Linked DNA regions of Homo sapiens: region 1 is linked to region 2. The links are chromatin contacts, found by Hi-C in ENCODE. All regions are on one chromosome and are shown on one strand. Each heading gives the region's core, a stretch centred on a gene start or an enhancer-like site at or near the end of the contact. The rest is flanking DNA. Distances are from core to core; before and after follow the strand shown.

What was found. A loop is a pair of places that touch in the nucleus more often than their neighbours do. Pooled maps may share reads with other maps.
Region 1: a pooled map shows a loop between it and region 2 (2.7-fold over the local background). The contact joins the promoter of RAB6C here to the promoter of LINC02572 in region 2. A Hi-C loop is called at or near these places in 1 of 50 pooled maps.

Annotation. Positions count from the first base shown.
Region 1 is chr2:129,977,830-129,982,582 of GRCh38, reverse strand. It overlaps RAB6C (RAB6C, member RAS oncogene family), which reads right to left and starts at 2,917. Exons shown (of 1, transcript NM_032144.3): 1 at 1-2,917. The coding sequence starts at 2,467. The coding sequence ends at 1,703. RAB6C-AS1 (RAB6C antisense RNA 1) reads left to right here and starts at 2,111. Exons shown (of 6, transcript NR_036537.1): 1 at 2,111-2,299; 2 at 2,414-2,546; 3 at 3,492-3,635.
Region 2 is chr2:129,875,196-129,880,126 of GRCh38, reverse strand. LINC02572 (long intergenic non-protein coding RNA 2572) reads left to right here and starts at 2,636. Exons shown (of 6, transcript NR_149127.1): 1 at 2,636-2,679. It overlaps LOC105373616 (a long non-coding RNA gene), which reads right to left and starts at 2,248. Exons shown (of 3, transcript XR_923328.3): 1 at 1,461-2,248. RefSeq lists enhancers at 1,264-1,819, 1,820-2,376, 2,397-2,691.

The DNA.
Region 1 (4,753 bases), core at 1,668-4,167, 100 kb before region 2:
TAAGCATTTCTCTATTCAGATCCATAATCCAAGTGCTCTCTGAATATTACAAAGTGACAATAAGTGGGAAGTGGAGGAGGAAGAGGAAAGAGAGGGGACTAAGGTTCTCCCAGTTTAAGGTTTTGTTGCAATGAGGGGATGAGGAAGTATGAAGATACTTTTGTTGTCTTTTCATCTTTATACTGTGTTAAGTAACGTTTACAACATAAATTCAGCAGGCTTTTCCTGACCTGTAACTCGAAGTTTTCTTCCTGCAAACAATGTATTTACAAATGTGTTTATTAGCTTACACAGCAATCTCACAATAACTAGTAAAGATTAAAAGGGCACACTCCTAGTATATTTGTTTGCAGTGTTTTAAGGGAAATACATATTGCCATGGTGAAGCTCTAAATAGATTCAACGAAACATCTAAAAATGGAAAGTTGTTAAAAAAAAAAAAAGCAAAGAAATATCGCCAAAGAAAAAATATTAATCGTAGCTTAAATATAAAACTAAATCACTAGTTAAACTATACAGATCTAATACAAACCAAAACCAGCCTGAAAGACCCAACCTTAAAAAATGCTAAAAAATAAGGCATAAATCTGCATAATATTCAGTTTTATTTCCATTCTCTCCTTTCCCTCTACTATGTATGCTTTACCTGATCTGCCTCTAGGGGCTTACAAGAAAACGGTTTCCGGTTTCCGTCTTCCGTCTTCCGTCTTCAATTTGACCTCAAATGTCCTGAGCAAAGTTTTTGCTATTCTGCTGAGGGTTCTTTTGCTGGTAAGCTTTAGATATCGTTATTTCTGCTAATTCAGTAGTTTTGATCGTAGTGCCAAATTTAAATTCTTCCACTGGTTCTTCTGTAAGGAATTAAACTTTTATGGTGTCTTGCCTGCATAGTATTATTTTTTTAAGAAAGAAAACCCAAGCAAAATCTATTGCTTACAGAGGTTTCTTACTTTTTAAACAAACAGAATAACTCTTGACAATTTTAAAACCTTGGGAGAAATAGTTCATTAGAACTTCATTATCTTACCATGAAGAAGTAAATACTAAAAACCTGTTCTGAAGCACTTGGTTACTTTTCTCTCCCAGAGTCTAATAAAGCACATGTGAAAGGACCATTTGTGTTAGTCAGAAATACATTTTATGTTCTGCTACTTATAAGTACTCAGTATGTTCTTTAGGACTCATTTTGAAGATGCACCAGGAGGCTTTTCTCATTCAAGCACTGCCTACCGTGATCGCTGAATTCTGACCTCAAAGAAGATCTAAGTAATTTACATCAGTGCTCAAGAATAATTCTGGACATCTTGGTCCACAGCCTACAGCAAGTGGTATCTGTAAAATTAAAGGATAATTCCAGTGGGCTTGGTCGGACTGCTGCTTTGCCATCTCTTGTTTGTTTTGAGGAAGTGGGGGGAGGCTAGGTAAGAACACGGAAATAGGGAACGGGGTAAGGGAGAGGTGAGAAGAGCAAGGAGAGATAAAGCAGGCTGTGAACATACTGCTCGTTAACCAAGCCATACTCATACTGTTGAGATTTCCATCATTTTGAAGTACATTATCATAACATTAAAAAAGAAAAAAATGTTAAGAAAATGTATCTAATTTTTAAAGTTATCACCGGAATATGCTGAAATAATTTGGCTTTTTGTAAAATATAAATAATGAAGACGCTGACTTTTTTTGTGCTTGTGAAGCTAATAGATCACCTCCACGAGACAGGCAGCAATGATGAATTGCAAAACGTTATTAATGAAGGGAAAAGGTTCAAGCCAATATTCACACTGCAGTCAATGAAAGAGTAAGGGGGCTTCTGAGGAAGGGTTGAAGATGACATGGGAGAGTAGCAGGAACAACCCCCTTCGCTGACTGTTTGCTCCTGAGGCTTTTCCAGTTTTATGTCACTCATGTCTTCTCTGCTTCCGTCCTGTGTGCTTTCCATTCCCGGCAAAGCTGCTGCTACACGTCGAAAGAGCTGCTTTACATTGTATCCAGCTTTTGCCCTAGTTTCAATAAACGTAACATTCAGCCCTTTGGCTTTCCTCTCTCCCTCCTCAACTGACACTTGCCTCTTGTCAGCAAGATCTGTTCTATTTCCTACTAGCGTGATGATAACATCACTTCCTCTTTCTGTTCTGACATCATCAATCCACTTTGTAGTTTGCTGGAATGAGTTAACATTTGTGATATCGTAAACTACTACAGCTGCAGCAGAATCACGGATGTACCTGGGAATGAGGCTACGGAGACGTTCCTGACCCGCCGTATCCCACAGCCGAAGCCCGATTGTTCCATCCTCCAAGTACATAGTTTTTGATAAAAAGTCAATGCCAATTATTGCCTGATAGGTGTTGTCAAAACTGTCATACCTGAATCTGGTGATCAAAGATGTCTTTGCAACGCTTTGCTCCCCCAGGAACACCAGCTTGAATTTCCTCAGCGGATTCCCGAAGTCTCCGCCCGCGGACATGGTGGAACTAGAGGAGCTGTCGCCGCCTCAGCCCAGAGACCTCCCGGACCGATGCTCCTCCAGCCGGCTGACGAAAAAGGCGAGCGGAAGGGCGGGCGCCGAGCTCTCTGCGCCCCTGCAAGGGCCGGTGGAGGAGCCCGGCTGGAGGAGCCCGGCTGGAGGGCAGCAGGGCTCGCCACAGACTGGCAGCCGCCGCCGCCTCCCGGCAGAGTAGCCGAGCACGGAGCGAGGCCCGCGGCTGGGAAGGGAAGGAGGGCGGTGTCGGCAGGAGCCAGGGGTGTGCTTTGGCTTCCCAAGGCTAGGGCCGTTCCCTCCTTCCGCACCCGGCTCAGAGACCTGCGGGAGAGAGACGGAGGGTGGCGGAGCCCAAACCGCAGATGTATCCGGGATCTCTCACGCGCGGCGCTTCGGCTTCCCCAGCCGCCGCCGCCGCAGCCCAACCTGCTGAGTGCGCGAGCCTCTGGCGCAGGGCGAGCCAGGGCGCCTCAACACAGTTTTTTAAATACACAAAACATATGTACTAAAAACAATGGTGCGGTGAAAACAAAATAATGCAAACTAGAAAAAGGACAAAATTGACATTTTAAAAACTTTATTATGTATTATTAAATATATATTAAATAGAAATGTTATAAAATTTAACGTCCCTATCTCCCCGTCTCTGTGAGAGGTCAGAAACCTAACTTTTCTAAGCCACAATTAAGCAAACACATCTGGCCTAATCACATGGACCAACATCTCTCCTAACATCAGGCAGGAAGTTTCAGTAGCTCCTGCAAAACTCTCCCACCTTGCATTTGAACAGAAATGTCAACTGATACAATTACCCAAGACTTGTATTAGACTGAATCTCACAATCACACTCAGCCTGATTATTAACCCTTCTCCTGCATCTTGCTCACCTAAATGTATCTACATTTTCTATGAACTGAAGAGCTTAGAAATGTATGTCGTCCATGTATTATAGTGTAAGTTATTGTAATATAGAAATATGGATTTTCTTTAACTCCCATTTTCTGCCTAGGAAATAGCAATGTTTTTTGAGTATGGCAAGTGTTTCCAAGCATTCAGAAGTGGAGAGTGTAGGATATCCACTGCAAAATGAGGTCTGCTTGTCATCCTCTTAGTCTCCACTGCTATCCCTCCCTCATCTCTCTCTGTTTCATTGGTGAGTATGGAAGATCAGTCACTTTTATATGAAATGAAAATTGATGAAACTAAGGTGTTGATTTGATTATCCAAGCAACCATTTATTGAGTGTTCATTACAAGTCAAATTGTGTTCTGGAGAACAGCTCAGGAAATGAATGTTTGACATCGATGTACATAACAGAAATACGAACATACCATTAAAAACTCAGACCTCTTATGACAATCCAGATTCTCATGTAAGTTTTGTGAAGCTCTTTCAAGATGAAAATGTAACAATTCAAAAAAAATTATTTAAACAAGTCATTCTTGAGACATAAAAATGGAATTAGAAGATCATATATGGCTGTTTCACTAGCTGAAATCTAAAGTACTGTTTTTAGTCAATTAACGGCCATATAATTGTTAGTTTTATATACTGATATTCATCAGAAATTAAAAACTTTAAAAAGTATTTCTGTCTCATTCTACTAATTTTAAAATTTCATTTATTTGGTTATATTTCTTCATTTTACCTGGCCTTGAATACTTCTTTCCTGCCCAGCATTAAGTTTAATTAATGTCTAATTTGTTTACTTGGTTTAGTTACTTTTGATCATGCTTGGTACACTTCTTATGGACCAGGCATGTAGAAATGTTTACAAGTTTATGGTCCTCACTCTTCCAAATCCCTAATGGCGGCACCCAACAGACACATACCACAATGTAAACACATACTCACACGCACCTGCACACCCATACTCACCCACCTACACGCAGACACACACCCATACTCACCCACCTACACCCAGATACACCTGCACTCACCCACACACACCCAGACTCACCCACACACACCTGTAGTCCCCAGCTACTCCCAAGGCTGAGGCGAGAGATGCTTGAATCTGGGAGGCAGAAGTTACAGTGAGCCAAGATCATGCCTCTGCACTCCAGCCTGAGCGACAGAGCAAAACCCTGTCTCAAAAAAAAAAAAAAATTAGACAATTGTGGTAGCCCATGCCTGTATTCTCAGCTACTTGGGGGAGCTGAGTTGGGGGGATCACTTGAGCCCGGGAAGTCGAGGCTACAGTGAGCCGTGGTCATGCCACTGCACTCGAGCCTGGGTGACAAAGCAAGATCCCTTCTCTACAAAGAAAAA
Region 2 (4,931 bases), core at 1,387-3,886:
CATAGGGACCACCCACTTATTGCAACCACATCGTGGGGGCCTCCTGTCCTGGAGCAGAGACAACACCCTTATGGTCACTTCTGATGGGGTGTGCGGTGACAGCAGTTTTTCTGGCTCTCTCACAATTCTGAGCTTTGCAGTGGCAGGAAGTAAAAATGGCTTCTCAGAGGCTTCACAGTGGTGGTCCTCTGATGTTGCCCCTTCCTTGACCACCTCGGGGAGGTGGGCAGGTGCAACCACACATGAATTGCTGCCTCGTGCCCTTCTGGTGTGACACTGGTGGTGTGATATGGCTCATCCTGACACTGCAGGGGTCACGGTCAGCCAGAAAGTACTGGCAACTGTGTTCCACCTTTGGGCTCCATCCATGGGGGCCGCTTGCAAAAGCCCCCCAGCAGCCAGTGCTCACAGCTCCCTCCTCTTGATACAAGGCCTCCTTCCTATGGGAGCGCTCACATGCTAGCAAGCTCGATGTTAATTAAGCATTAATAGGGTGGGGACCAATTGATTTCCCTGTCAGCTGCTCCAGCTCTCATTCCAAAGAAAGGCAATAGAACATGGAGTTTTGATAGATCTTTGCAAGACAGGCATACGAGCAAATGGAATTTTACTTTCTCAGTTACTAGAGCTTTTTAAATTGATTATTGACCAGGGCCCAATTCAGTTTCTTTTAAGTGTCTGTCCCAAGAGGTGAAAACTTTTCAAGGAATTTAACAGGGGCACACTTGGAACTTCTCTTGGTACACAAACTATAACAAATGGTCTTCTCTCTGTCAAGTAATTTCAAATAACTATCATAAAACCACATTGAAAAAAATTTCAAAACGCCTCAGGTAGAGAACTTCAATTCTTTCTGGAATATGATTAATAAGAGACTGAAAGATGAACCCATGTTTATTGGAGTTGTTGCTTAAATTAATTTTTAAATAGTGCCTCACCACCTAGGGAAAACTAAATCACCTTCTCAATGAAGAGACGCAAGGTAATTTGGAGTCATTAAACAGGCCATTAGGAAGTGTCTCTTGCCTATCGGTTAAAAACCACACACACACACACACACACACACACACAGACACACACACAAATTTCCAATTTAGGATGGTTCGACGTATGATGTTTTGACTTCTTACTGGTGTGATAGTGATACACACTCAATATAAACTCTACTTTGAGTACCCACACAACCATTCTCTTTTTCACTCTCAGTACAGTATTCAATAAATGACATGAGATATTCAACACTTAACTATAAAGTAGGATTTTGCCTAACTCTGAGCACGTTAAAAGCAGGCTACACTAAGCTATGATGTTTGGTAGGTCAAGTGTATTAAATGCATCTTTGACTATGGTATTTTCAACTTACGATGGGTTTACTGGGATGTAACCCCCATGGTAAGTCAAGGAGTATCTGTATATACACCCACAAAACTACGGAGAAACAAGGTATTTCCCAAGCCTACCTTAAAGATAAGCAACGCTATCCCGTTTCCGGGAGCCCAGGGGTCCTGCGCTGAGCAGCGGCCTTCCTTGGGCGTTCCAGCTCTTCTGGGCAGCGCCGGGCGCTCTCACACAAATGCTGCCTCCTTCAGCGCGGGTCTTACAAAGTTGTGCTGTTCTGCATGTTGTTATTTCTAGCTTGTGTTGCACATTTCAGTATTTCCCAAACAGAACATACTGACCATCACTTAATGTTTTCTACATGATTCTAATCATTGTCCATATCCATTCAACAACTTTCAGCGTTCAGGGAAGGCATTAGTGCCCGCTTCTGGGGCTGGACGACGGGGCTATCTGAGAAGAACCGGAGGCCGGGGCTACCTCGGGAGCCTCGCGGCGGGAACGGGTCCCAAGGCCTGCGGCGACAGTACCGGGAGGTAGCCCAGGCCATACACACTAGAGCCTGGCGGAGCTGCTGGCCAGGATGCCAGGGCAGCAGGTGCACGCAGGGCCCTAGCAGAGCTCCTCCAAGAGGGGGTCTTCAGAAATAACCCCTGCGAAGGAGTGGGAGGTGCTCCGGCTGCAGCCCCCCCGGGAATAACCCAATACGTCTATTGACAAAGAAGCCGGCCTACTTTGCTTAAATCCAGAATTTATCAAGCATACATGGTCACAGACCACCCCCTCCTGCTGCTCTGGTATGACATCATTACTTTTTTGAGAACTGTTGTGTTCATCATGCAGAATGCCTTCAGCCAGCCTAACCGCCAGCTTCCTCCGGGATGGGTTTTCCTCACTCTGCAGCCCAGCATGTGGGAAAGACCCTGCGCCTGCTGTGCCCGCCCCCGCGCCCGCCCCCCGACACGCGCGCCCGCCCCCCCACACGCGCGCCCGCCCCCGACACGCGCGCCCGCCCCCCCACACGCGCGCCCGCCCCACCTGGCCCTGTTCCCGCCCCCTCCCCTCCCTGCTTCGCCCTGTCCCCGCCCCCTCCCCAGGCTGTTCTGTCCACCCCTGCTCCTTCCGCTCCCGGCCCGGCCCCGCCCCCGCCCCTCTCCCCGGAAGAATGGGGGCCTCTGCTCACACCAGATTGGTCGGACGGCATCACGTGACCTCATCTCTTGGACTCGCTTGCTATTCCCGAAAAGGGGGAAAGGATTTGGGGGGGACAATCGCGGAGCCTCTCGCTGGCTTTAGGGAGAGAGGGCTGGGGTAGAGGAGAGCCCCAGGGAGCAGGCAGAGGTGGGTTGGCTAGGGCCTTGTGTGACTTGGGCTGAGAAACTTCACTTATTCCCTGGCGCTGGCAGTTGTCAAACTGGGTCTTGTAGATGCTAAGTCTCCATAGAGGTATCGTAGGTATGTTGCAAATGCTTGATTTGAATTGCTTTTTTAAAACAAACGTGTCTTAAATAATTTTTAAAGCTTAAATGATTTTAAAAGACTGCTCAAATGTGCCGTGTCTCATTTATGGTTGTTTATTCACGTGCGAGAGGAGCTGGCTCTGCTATCAACAAAAGGGCTGCTGGTTCCCTCTGGCAGTGATTTTGAAACTTTTTAAGCAGCAAAACCCCCTTCCAAACCGAGAATTCTGCGGTGCTTCAGTCATTAAGACTGATAGAAGCTATATTTATTGGGATAGAGTGATTTTATAATCTTTATTATACAATTGATAACCTAGGGAAAGAAAGATTGAGCTGCAAAGAGGGAAGGCAGAGGAGAAGGGAGATATCACCAGGCTGTAGGTGGGAAAGGGAGTGGAATGGTGGCTTAGACAGGTGCAGGCGGTGTGAAGGACTCACAGGAAGAGAGTCTTGCCTTTCCAGCTCCCAGCTGTTTTTTGCTGATGGATTGGATGTGGGGCCACAGGGTGGCAAGAGAGAAAACCAGGATGACTCCTGAGATTTTGGCTTGAGCAACTGGGCCGATTCTGGTGCCAGTTGTTGAGGTGGAGTGTGGGAAACTGAACATGCCCTCGTGTGTGTGGGGACACTTTTGGGCGGTTACAGGAGGTAGTGGTAACGAATGATAATAGCAGAACATCAGGGTAAGCCTGATAAAGAATTATAAAAATCAGGCCATCAGGGTAAACTCAACGTAACTACTGATGCAAATTGAATAGCTTCTGGCTGTTTACTAAAAACGGAATGAGGGATAGTAACTGTAGCTTTAATTCCATAACAATAGAGCTAAAAATCTACCATAGCTGTGTAGACACTTGCTGACTACCTGAATGCATTCAGGTTTTTTCTAAATAATAGAATTATCTAATCATTCTCTATTTTTTGAATTGGCATGTTCCTTTGGGTGTTGGTTTCCTTTCTGCCCCCACAAGTTTGGTGACAAGGATGGGACACCTTGAGTGAGCCTTTCCACTGGGCAAATTGGAGGATGTGTAGCCATCTTCGGTCAGACAAGAGGCCTTGTTTGCTGAAGTCTTTCTTAAACACATTGACTCATTAAGTCTATCATTTGATTGACCCTACTGTCGTAGCTTACACCAAAGAAAAATTATGGTCATGTGTAAAGCTATATCCTCTCCCTAGCTCAAATACGGGGAATTGAACCTGTAATTAGAGAACTAGAAAGAGAATCATAAAGAAAGGACATTTGCCTTGTAATAGTCTTCCTATATTACCTATGAAAAAGGAAGGGAAACTGACAAAGAAGTTTAGCTTGCTTACATATTTTTACAAAATCTGATAGAAATATATTTTTGGTATGTCTGACAGTTGTAGTACTCAACCTCTTAGCCTCCTATTGTGTGACCTAACTAATTTTAGTAATAGACTTATGTTGAGCTTTCTTTTCTATACCTTCAGCAGAGGAACCAAGGTATCTCTTTGTGTTTACCTATGAAGGCTTTCCATATTGGTGGCAATGCATCCCCCAGGGATTCAGAGATTTGCCAACTATAATCTCTAGGCATTTACAAAAGAACTTAAAGAAACTTCCCCCACCTCAGGAGTCCATATATGGATATATATGGATGATTTATTGATAGGTAACACCTCATGTGCTAACAAGATATATTAGGCCAGACATGGTGACTCATGCCTGCAAAACCAGCACTTTGGGAGGCTGAGGTGGGCAGATTGCTTGAGCTTAGAGTTCGAGACCAGCTTGGGCAACATGGTGAAACCCTATCTCTACAAAAACTTATAAAAATGAGCCAGGCCTGGTGGTGGGTGCCTGTAGTCCCAGTTACTTGAGAGGCTGAGGTGGGAGGATCACTTGAGCCTGGGAGGTGGAGGTTACAGTGAGCCGAGCTCGCACCACTGCACTCTAGTATGGGTGACAGAGTGAGACCCTGTCCCCAAAACAAAAACAAGATATATTAGCTTTACGAAAATTCTAGCTTCTAAAGGGCATAAAGCTCCTTTAGATAATTTCCAACATCGTTAGACCGAGGTCAAGTATTTGGAATATTTGTTATTGGCTGATGGATGGGAAATAGTTCTGTCCCCAAAGCCACCTCTTTTACAAATGAAGCAATA